Regions from separate parts of the Homo sapiens genome. Here regions 2 and 3 are each linked to region 1. A link is a contact called in ENCODE Hi-C or POLR2A ChIA-PET data. All regions are on one chromosome and are shown on one strand. Each heading gives the region's core, a stretch centred on a gene start or an enhancer-like site at or near the end of the contact. The rest is flanking DNA. Distances are from core to core; before and after follow the strand shown. Region 1 holds the start of LINC02601 (long intergenic non-protein coding RNA 2601). Region 2 overlaps CASK (calcium/calmodulin dependent serine protein kinase). Region 3 overlaps CASK (calcium/calmodulin dependent serine protein kinase).

The links. A loop is a pair of places that touch in the nucleus more often than their neighbours do. ChIA-PET counts read pairs that join two places held with the same protein, here RNA polymerase II (POLR2A). Pooled maps may share reads with other maps.
Region 2: a loop to region 1 is called in a pooled map, with 2.6 times the contacts of the local background. The contact joins the enhancer-like site here to the promoter of LINC02601 in region 1. A Hi-C loop is called at or near these places in 1 of 50 pooled maps. POLR2A ChIA-PET finds 5 or more read pairs at or near these places in 3 of 52 experiments (BJ, OCI-LY7 and WTC11).
Region 3: a pooled map shows a loop between it and region 1 (5-fold over the local background). The contact joins the enhancer-like site here to the promoter of LINC02601 in region 1. A Hi-C loop is called at or near these places in 6 of 168 maps with a recorded cell type or tissue (K562, Right ventricle myocardium superior, ascending aorta and 2 more), 10 of 37 single-sample maps with no recorded cell type and 15 of 50 pooled maps.

Annotation. Positions count from the first base shown.
Region 1 is chrX:41,273,924-41,277,563 of GRCh38, forward strand. It overlaps LINC02601 (long intergenic non-protein coding RNA 2601), which reads left to right and starts at 1,816. Exons shown (of 2, transcript NR_135616.1): 1 at 1,816-1,960; 2 at 2,166-2,855. RefSeq lists enhancers at 1,902-2,402, 2,403-2,903 and a silencer at 2,069-2,428.
Region 2 is chrX:41,704,168-41,707,534 of GRCh38, forward strand. The region is part of intron 5 of CASK (calcium/calmodulin dependent serine protein kinase); the gene reads right to left. Among named protein-coding and RNA genes, the nearest start is that of GPR34, 17 kb to the left of the region's middle. RefSeq lists an enhancer at 3,148-3,197. Within about 2 kb of position 1,969, at least 3 of the 41 ENCODE cell types and tissues checked have a DNase peak (open chromatin) inside an H3K27ac peak, as active enhancers do; they include OCI-LY7, where a contact is called at or near this core.
Region 3 is chrX:41,777,690-41,781,370 of GRCh38, forward strand. The region is part of intron 3 of CASK (calcium/calmodulin dependent serine protein kinase); the gene reads right to left. Among named protein-coding and RNA genes, the nearest start is that of GPR82, 55 kb to the left of the region's middle. Within about 2 kb of position 1,727, at least 5 of the 41 ENCODE cell types and tissues checked have a DNase peak (open chromatin) inside an H3K27ac peak, as active enhancers do.

The DNA of each region.
Region 1 (3,640 bases), core at 566-3,065:
CTCTTACAGGTCAGTAAGTTTGAAGCTTCTGCCTTGATTCTCTTAGAAAACTCTAGGTGCCATATAAGGAGGCTCATCTAGCCTATTAGAGGATGAGGGGCAATCTTAGACATTTTAGGAGGAACTCCAGTCAAAACTGGCAGAGGAACTGCCCAATCCAATCACTGGAATGGTAAGAAATAGTAAACTATTGTTGCTTTGGGCCACTAAGTTTTGGGGTGGCTTGTTACACAGCCAAGCCTTAACTAAAGCACAAGCTCAATTTATCGTATCATTAAAAAATAAAAATATGCCAGGCGCGGTGGCTCACGCCTGTAATCCCAGCACTTTGGGAGGCCAAGGTGGGCGGATCACCTGAGGTCAGGAGTTTGAGACCAGCCTGATCAACATGGAGAAACCCCATCTCTACTAAAAATACAAAATTAGCCGGGCATGGTGGAGCATGCCTGTAATCCCAGCTACTCGGGAGGCTGAGGCAGGAGACTCTCTTGAACCCGGGAGGCGGAGGTTGTGGTGAGCCAAGACCATGCCATTGCACTCCAGCCTGGGCAACAAGAGTGAAACTCCGTCTCAAAAAAAAAAATAAAATAAAAATAAATAAATAAATAAAATTAATTAAATGAAAATATATAATGGGGGGGAGTAGGTGAGGATATAGGTGAAAAAAATTGGCCCTACATTGGTAATTTTTTTTTTTAAGACATGGTCTTGCTTTGTTGAAGTGGCAAGGTCACAGCTCACTGCAACCTCCTGGACTCAAGTGATCCTCCCACCTCAGCCTCCTGAGTAGGTGAGACTACAGACACGTGCCACCATGCCCAGCTAATTTTTAAATTGTTTTATAGAGATGGGGGGGCGGTCTCGCTATGTTGCCCAGGCTGGTCTCGAACTCCTGGGCTCAAGTAATCGGCCTGCCTCAGTCTCCCAAAGTGCTGGGATTACAGGTGTGAGCCACCACACCTGGCCTACATTGGTCATTGTTGAAGGTGAGGATTTGTTATCTACTTATCTACTTTTATGTATGTTCGAAATTTCTCATAATAAAAAGTTAAAAAAGCAAAAGAGGGGGTTGGAAAGATTTCATTAGAAAATGTTATACACATGCTTGGTATTTCACACCTTTCCTAATAGTCTGTATTTAATTTTCTTTTTATGTTGCTTTTTGTTTTTAAATTTTTACCTAGTTAACATTTTTTTTTTTTTTTTTTTGAGACGGAGCCTCGCTCTGTCGCCCAGGCTGGAGTGCAGTGGTGTGATCTCGGCTCACTGCAAGCTCCGCCTCCCGGGTTCACGCCATTCTTCCGCTTCAGCCTCCCGGGTAGCTGGGACTACAGGCGCCCGCCACCACGTTCGGCTAATTTTTTGTATTTTTAGTAGAGATAGTCACGTGTTAGCCAGGATGGTCTCGATCTCCTGACCTCGTGATCCGCCCGCCTCGGCCTCCCAAAGTGCTGGGGTTACAGGCGTGAGCCACCGCGCCCGGCCCCTAGTTAACTTTTTTTAAAAATTTCCTCCTTTTCCTTTTTTTCTCTTGAAGTTGAAGCCTTGGAGGTGCTTTTCATTCAGTTACAGAAAGCACCACCCCAGCTTAAAATGTATTTAATTTTATTTACAGGATTACATAATATACGGAAAATGAAATATATGTTTTTCCCACCGGGTCCCATTTTGACTCCCCCAATACCCTCCAGTTCATCCCGGAGTGCTGCAGATATCTATACATTTCCTGGATGTCTCAGGAGGTGAAAAAAAAAAAAAAAAAAAGGCAGGGAGGGAGCCCAACTGACTCTACATCCAGAAACCTCTCTCAAGGCAGCTCGTGCCCCCAGGCAGGATTCCAACAGTGCAGAAGCCCCCAGTCCCCAAGTCCGGGGTGGCAAGGACTTCCAGCCTCCCCGGGGAGCCACCTTGGCCCTCCCTCCCTCCTGCTGGCTGGGTGCCGCGCTGCGGGGCTGCTCAGGTTGGTAACTGTGCAAAGCCGGGGCCCGCCTGCTGGACGATGGGGGTTAGGGGGGTGGGGGTGCTGCGAGGTGCGACAAGGCTCTCCCTCGCTGCAACCACGGAAAAGGCGGATCAGCCTCCATTACAAACCGCTGTAGGAGGGGCCAGAAGCTTGGCCTGGCCAGACCGGGCCGTCGTTGAATCCCTGCATCCATCTTGCCCAGGTTCCCTGCTGAGTCCCCCGCTGGGCTGTGATCGTTGCGGATTTAAACACCACACTGTGGAAGCGGAGATGGCCCCGCGTGCACCGCTGAAGTGAAGGGGCTCGTGGCAAATGATGCGGGGGGACAGCGGCCAGAGCAGACCCCGGCGGGGTGGCCCGCCCGGGAGGTGGCTGAGGGTCCCCGGCTGCGGGGTGAGGGGCGGGACCGGGAGGCACACCCTCCGTGATCGCCACCAGAGGCCGCCTGGAACCCGAGTTTCAACCTCCCGGGGATCCTGTCCCGCTTCCCAGCGATGTTTGCCATGACTGCTGCGAGTTCTCCGACCTCGAGGCCACTCTCCTTTCCTTCCAAGGACGCCCAGAACCCGCGGAGGGAGGAGGGGGTGAGGGAGGAGGGAGAGAGGAGGCAGGAGGGAGGGAGGAAGGTGGCGGGGAGAAGAAGAGAGGGAGGGAGGAAAAGGAAGGAACTGCGTTGGCCTGTCGCCTCCGCACTGTAAGATTCTGGCACCCAGGGTCCCGGCCCCCTCTCCTGGGGCCAAACGTTCCGGTTCCCGATGCCAGGCTGCAGAAAAAATGAGCACACTGAACACGTGGACTAGCACATAAATAAGGTTATTACCTCCTTTTTATTTTTTGCACACTAATTAATAAACTACTGCAACGGAAAAAGAGAAAGCAGGCAGAATGCAAACAGCCTCTCGGTGGCTCTGTTATGTAGGAGGGAGGTATGGAGGCTGCTTGGTGGTCAAAGAATTCCTCCAATGCCCGCTCCAAAGCGGAGCCCTGCAACGGCCTTAAATCAAAAGGAAAGCGGGTGTCAGCAGCAAGCACAGAAAGTGGGGCCTAGTTCAGCCAGGAGCTAACACAATATTCCTGCTGGGGTGGGGATGGGGGCACGACTATTACAAAACTAGGGCCCCCTGAAAGCGCCCTGCCCCACCCAACACACACATTCACTTCCTTGTAGGTTTGCGCTGCAGGCAGCTTCCGTTGAACCATACCCGGACCTCCACCCACCATGACCAGAGCTGCTGGGGCTGGGAGCAGGCACCTGCCCCAAGCACTGGGCCACCAGCGTCCCCTTGCCCAGGAATTTAGGATTGGGGTACAGAAAGGGAAAACAGTGTCTATGGAAAGCGGGAGATCATCCTGTGTAAACAGGGGAGCTGGGGAGAGAGAGGCCACAGGGATTCTGCCTTCCGCCTCACTGCAGCATCCTCCCAGCATCTGTAACCATCCCTGTCTTCCGGTTCCCGAGGCACCCATGACCTATAACGTCCTTCTGGGGCTCAGTGAGCTAGAAACTTCTGTTACTTGCACCCAGCAGAGTTCTAAATAATATGCCCTCAAAACCAAGTTTGCTTTCTCATTTTACTTTTTTTTTTTTTAAATAGACTTTATTTTTTTCGAGCAGTTTTAGGTTCACAGCAAAACTGAGAGGAAGGTGCAGAGATTTCCCATATTCCTCGCTGCCCC
Region 2 (3,367 bases), core at 719-3,218, 430 kb after region 1:
ACTATGCACTTGTCTTTTACTTTGCTTATGGTTTCTTTTGTCAGACACTAGAAGCAAAGCTAAAAATTTTTCTAATCAATAAATTGAAATAAACACTGGCACTTATGCATTCCTCAAGGACCAAGCTAAAGAACTTGCAGATGAAATTATCTTATAATTAGATAGCTTGGTATTTCAGTTATAAATAGTATAGAGGAGTCGAAATCAGGTGTTCCTTGAGAACATGAAAATAGAAATGTTTTCTAAGAGTTCAACTACAAAATCCAAATACCTGAGTACAAATATGTAAAACAACTTCAGAGACAGAAAGTCTCTTAGACCAGGAGATGACCTGATTAAATGCATTAGCATATCTACAGAAAGAATTGGCTGTTCACTAGGAGATGAGGGAAAATTAGAAGAAAAAAAGTGCTAGAAAAATGTTGGTATTGCCCATCCAACACAGTCCAGGGGATTGATCTTGGCCAATGTATACGGATTATTATGGTCCCATCATTAAGGCCATGGCAAGAATTATGGTAAGGCTGAATCCAATAGGTTTTCTTATCCCAATAATATTAAGCATTATTAAATAACAAACTGAGAGGCAGCATAAAAGACTGGTTAAAAGGGTGAATGATGCAGTCAGACTGCCTGAGTTATTTCTGCTGCCATCACTTACAATGTAACATTGGGTAAGCTCTATTTCCTCTACTAAGAAAACAGGAATTATAGTAGTACCTAACTCATAGGGTTGTTAGGAGGACTCAATGAGTAAATAAATGTACCTGGCCAAGTAGAAACATGCAATATATGGTATCTAAATACCCAAATGCCAAGGGAAAGGCAGAGAAAATACATAAAATGGAATGGCTAGAAGCTGAGGGTAAACATCAGAACTAGGAAGATACATAGTGGAAGTTGATCTGGATCAAGGGAGGTGGGGGAAGTAACTCAGAAAGAGTTATTTTATTCAGCCTCAGCTTTCACTAATAATAGCAATGTCCAGGACAGGAGAGGTAACAGATCCATTGTATTTTATGCTAATCAGAACCATACTCTGAAACTTGAGCAAGTAAGGAGGAGAGTGTGAGGGCACCTGGCAGGATGCCATTAGAAGAAATGTTGGGCCAGGCACAGTGGCTCATGCCTGTAATCCCAGCATTCTGGGAGGCTGAGGTGGGAGGATTGCTTGAGCTCAGGAGTTCCAGACCAGCCTGGGCAACATAGCGAAGCAGTCTCTACAAAATATTAAAAAATTAACTGGGCATGGTGGCATGTGCCTGTAGTCCCAGCTACTCAGGAGACTGAGGTGGGAGGATCACTTGAGCCCAGGAGTTTGAGGCTACAGTGAACTACGATCATGTTACTGCACTCAAGCCTGGGTGACAGAGATCTTCTAAAAAAAAAAAATTAGAAGAGATGTTAATACATATCTGATTCTTGGTTTTTCTCCGTCTAATCAGAGACACCAAACAGGTCACCATATTGCATTCTGAAGTGAGGACAAGGCACCTTCATCTAAACCTGGCTCCATAGCATGAACTCAGGCAGGCCCAGTAATCACGTAAATGTGGTATATTTTGAAATTTTGTCCAACAGCAAATTTCTAAACCAAAAGTTCTTAATGCCTTCCATTAATACTGCTGGCATAGCTATTATAGGCCCTTTGCAGACAGTTCCTTCCTACATTTCCTGCCTTGTCCTGTGTGCCATTACTTATTGAGACTTTCTAGCACCCCGGCACCCCTCCCCGTGGTCTGCTTTTTTCCTTTCCTGTACTCAGCAGCACCTCTCTCTTCCCCAATTCAGTTTGTCTCTTTGTTTTCCTAGTTTCTCTTTTAATGGCCTTTCTCACAATTTGGTGCCCTCTTCTCTTGGGTCCTCTGAACTGTCAGAAGATGAAACACTTCATATTTGTGTGGAAATTCAGTTTGTTCTCAAAAGAAAAACACTGTTTCCTCTACATGAAAAATAACTTTCAGCTGGCTGCAAAGGGAACTGGTGAGGTTTGCATGCATGTTCATATTCAGTTCCCCTTTGTGGCTAGTGAAACTTGAAAAACACAGGAACACACAGGGTCAGCTCTTGTGGGGACTGATTACAGGGTTCCAAAAAGATGTGGCAAGTAGGGAGAGGATGCAGCTAAGTAAGTGAATGCAAGTCTCATGGCCCAGTAGTTTGACATTTATGATCCTGAAAATAATGAAACCTTGAATAATGGTAGGAGGGAATAAGCATGGTAGGAGGGAAAGCTACCCCACCATGCTAGACTAATCATCTTTCTACATCCTTTTAAGCTCTGGTATTGAAGATGTCAATGAACTTATCCAGCTCTCAGGATCAAACTAGCTATTGGGAAGCAAGAGCAACAGACTTTTCTTCTGGTTTTATTGAAAAGTTAGATTAATATTCTGGAAAGAGAAGGTAAAGGGAGAGGATTTATAGAAGATAAAAAGCACAAAGGAAACATCATGGATTCATGGCATATTATATATACATATACACATATACTTTTTTTTAGAGACACAGTCCCACTCTGTCACCTAGGCTGGAGTGCAGTGGCACGATCATAGTTCACTGTAGCCTCAAACTCCTGGGCTCAAGCGATTTTCCTGCCTCAGTCTCCCACGTAGTAGGGACCACAGGCAAGTGCCACTGTACCCAGCTGGATTCATGGCACACTGAATATACCTTTTAATACAAGAAACAACCAAAACAACATGACAGCTCCAAGACCAAAGTGGGACAGGGTGGGTATCTCTCACAAAGCAAAATTTCCTTTTCTTTTAGGAATATTACCCAGGAAACTACGAACTCTGAGATACACATACTATAGTAATCCCTAAAGAAAGAGCCAATTCACTGCATTTCAAGGAGAAAATATAACAAGTCTAGTTAGAACATTAAAGTTGAAAGCACATCCAAGGAAATGTGTTAGATTAAAAATTGCCCCCAATTCCTGGCCACTCTTCTCATCCAGAGGTGGAGTCTACTTTCCCAGTTGAATCTGGGCAGGTATTAAGACTTGCTTTGACCAATAAAATGTGGTAGACATTGTATGACATTTGAATAAGGCCTTAAGAGACCTTGCAGCTTCCAGTTTTGCCCTCTTGGAACCTGAGACCATCACATTGTAAAGAAGCCCAGGATGAAAGATCACATGGAGAGAGGGGCACAGCCTGCTCAACTCTTCCAGGTGATGCTCCAGACACGTGAGTGAGGCCATGTTGAACCAGCTAGCCTCAGCTGAGCTGACAGATGACTAAGCTGCATGAATGACCACCAGGTGAGACAAACAGAACTACCCAGCTGAGTCTAGAACAAATTGCAGAATTGAGAGTGAATAAATGGTTCTTGTGTTAAGCCACCAAGTCTAGGGGTAGTT
Region 3 (3,681 bases), core at 477-2,976, 500 kb after region 1:
TGACTTGGGTTATAGTTACATGGTTGTTCACTTCTACAATAATTCTTTAAGTTGTATATTTATGTGAATGTATTTTTCAAAATGTGAGGCATTGTACTGAGAAAAAGGTTAAATCTAAGTATGATGTATGTATTTGTATGTATTCATATACTCTTTTACCCAGTTATTCTACTTTCAGAAATGTATTCTGAGGAAACAAAGCAATCAAGGGGCGTGAACAAGTAATTATGTACAAGATATTAATTATAAATTATTTCTAATAGGGAAAAACAATGTTAATGTTGAACTATAGGGAATTTATTAAACATGGCACATGCACACATTTAGATGTCTTAATGAAGTCATTAAAATATTGTATCCAAAAAATATTTAATGGTATAGCAAAATGCTTCCAATAGAAGGAAATGGTCCAAAATGTTTGTGAATGACATTTATTTCTGTTACAATTTTTATAACAAAATTAAGACATTATTTTTTGTCAAAATTTTCTGTAATTTCTAAATTTTTACAAGTTATGTATATGGCAAAGGTTGTACACTAAGAATTTTTTTTTTTTTCAAGACTGAGTCTCGCTCTTGTTGCCCAGGCTGGAGTGCAGTGGTGTGATCTCGGCTCACTGCAACCTCTGCCTCCCAGGTTCAAGTGATTCTCCTGCCTCAGCCTCCCGAGTAGCTAGGATTACAGGCGCCCGCCACCACGCCTGGCTAATTTTTGTATTTTTAGTAGTGATAGGGTTTCACCATGTTGGCCAGGTTAGTCTCAAACTTCTGACCTCAAGTGATCCGCCCGCCTTGGCCTCCCAAAGTGCTGGGATTACAGGTGTGAGCCACCGTGCCTGGCCAATAACTTTTATTTTTAAATGAACAAACTATACTTCTTTTAAATAACAGAAAATTAACTGAATTTTCTTCAGATTTTATATGTACACAAATTTATTCAAAATTATTTTAGTGGCTTGAAGATTAGTTGTCATAGACGAAAAGTTATCGGAGTGACAATTTCAAATGTATTTCTAAGACAGTAGCATCTGAATAGTTTATTTTCTCATATAGCATTCAAAGTTTAAAATCTGTTCTATACTGTAACATCCCAATCCAGGATTTGTTTTATACAAAAATCTGACCACCTAAATGTTTTTTAACAGATATAAAAATGATACTGTATTTACAGTTAAAAAGAAAAAAAAAAAAACCCCAAACTCCAAACCCTGTCATTATCTTTACAGTCAATTATATTTTGTTTGCAGATCCAGGAGTTTATATCAACTCTTTTAAAACCCTTCTTCTATTTATCTCTATTTTAGTTTGTGCAGAAGAGTTAATATAGCAGGCCTAAACTACTATCTCATAAAAGGCTTGAAAGGCCTACTAAGGTTGGCCCTTGAGAGGTTTATCTGGGAACTTGGATTTCAGGACGGTCCTCTACATTCCTGACTGAAAAGACTGACTCACTGTGTCTAAACTGTTTGTGCTAACAATGTGATTTAGGCTGAACACCTGCTTTCTTTCTGGGAGTCTGGAATTTGGTTAAGTGCCAAGTGGAAGATGCCTATGTGACCAGCCCCCAATAAAAACCCAGGGCAGAGTCTCTAATAAGCTTCCCTGGTTGGCACCATTTCACATGTGTTGTCACAACTCATTGCTGGGGAGACCCTTGAAAGCTTGTGCCTGGTTTCCCCTGGACTTCAGCTAATGTATCTTTTCCTTTTGCTGATTTCTCTTTATATCCTTTAGCTATAATAAATCATAGCTGTGAATATGACTATATGCTGAGTCCTTTGAGTTTTCTTAGTGAATCATCAAGCCTGGGGGTGGTCTTGGGGATCCCTGACACACAGTTTGCAAAACTAAAATCAACTAAACATTTTGATACTGTGAGTCAAAAGAGATGTTTACTTTGCTGAAAGAACAAATAGCAATTTATATCATCACACATAAAAAGAAAAAATCAAAATAGATTATATAAGACTAGCTATGAAAATATGAGCAAATCTTCAAATAGATTAAAATGCTACAGTACAGATATTTATTGCTTGGTATGAGACAAACATATTTTCCCTTAAGCAGCAAGTTTGCTGGTAAGTAGTAATCAGTTCCACTCTATCAGTATAAATAAATTTCACAAACACTCCCTTCCCCAGGCATAAATACTAGACCAAAAAAAAATAATAATAAAAAAAGAGCTTTCAGTTTATCGCCTTTGTGAGCTACAAAAACACAAACTGCTAATATTATTTTAAAATATACAAAAAAATTAAAGATATAAAAGGTAAAAATATTAAAGATAAAAAATTTAAAAGATACAAAAAAATTATTTTAAAAGATACACATCATGTCGGATGTGTTTTAAATCAATATTTAATTATTGTAAAAGTCTCCCCGTGGTATATGTAATCGCTCTGTAATAAGGTAATTAAAATTCCTTGGCCAGCCAATTTAGGATTTACAGCTTAACTCAAGTACCAGATACTACTAAAGACAAGCCCAAATGTGTCACTTAGAAATAAATATTTAACTTGTGGGGATAACCCAACTCAGCCTGTCTTCAAAACTGAACCTGTATTTAAAATATGTTTCAGCAAATTGCTACAGACAGGTTCAAATTTAAGTGTAATCCCAAAGTAATGGATGTGCAAATATATGCAGATGTCTACAAAACTACTGTGTGTGTTGGGACAATGATGATATAGCCTTTATGTTGTATTACCCCCATTTTAAAGGTCAATCATCTCTTGACCTGCCCGGTCAGAACTCACATCTGCAAAAGTGAATGTCTAGAGGTGGGACCTGGGTACCTGCTTGTTTAACAAGTTTTATACCGGATTTTCTAACCTAAAATTTGAAATTTACTAATCTAATCTTTTCCATATCTAAAATTCTGGTTTTGTGAGTCTCTGTTTTTAAGCATGCTTTAAACTTATAAACCATTTGTGATTAAGTAGATATCAACTATTATTATTATTATTATTTTATTTTTAGAGACAGAGTCTTGCTCTGTAACCCAGGCTGGAGTGCAGTGGTGCTATCTTGGCTCACTGCAACCTCTGCTTTCTGGGTTCAAGTGATTCTCCTGCCTCAGCCTCCCGAGTAGCTGGGATTACAGGTGTGTGCCACCACACCCGGCTAATTTTTGTATTTTTAGTAGAGACGGGGTTTTGCCATGTTGGCCAGGCTGGTCTCAAACTCCTGACCTCAAGTGATCCACCTACCTTAGCCTCCCAAACTGCTGGGATTACAGGTGTAAGCCACCAAGTCCGGCTTATTATTTTTGAGACAGGGTCTCACTTTGTTGCCCACACTGGAGTACAGTGGCATGATCTTGGTTCACTGCAATTTCTGCCTCTGTGGCTCAAGTAATTCTCCCACCTCAGCCTCCCAAGTAGCTGGGACTACAGGTGTGTGCCACCATGCTTGGCTAATTTTTAAAATTTTTTCGTAGAGATGAGGTCTCACTCTATTGCCCAGGCTGGTCTCAAACCCCTAGGTGATCCTCCTGCCTTGGCCTCCCAAACTGCTGGGATTATAGGCGTAAGCCACTGAGCCCAGCCATCAACTAGTTCTAAGGATTTTCTAACATGATAAACAACATTCTCGGGCCATATAATTTCATGACTTCAGTTTAGGAAGAAAAAAAGGAGTGTTGGTTATACATAGTCTGTGGCAAAGACAGATATGGACACCA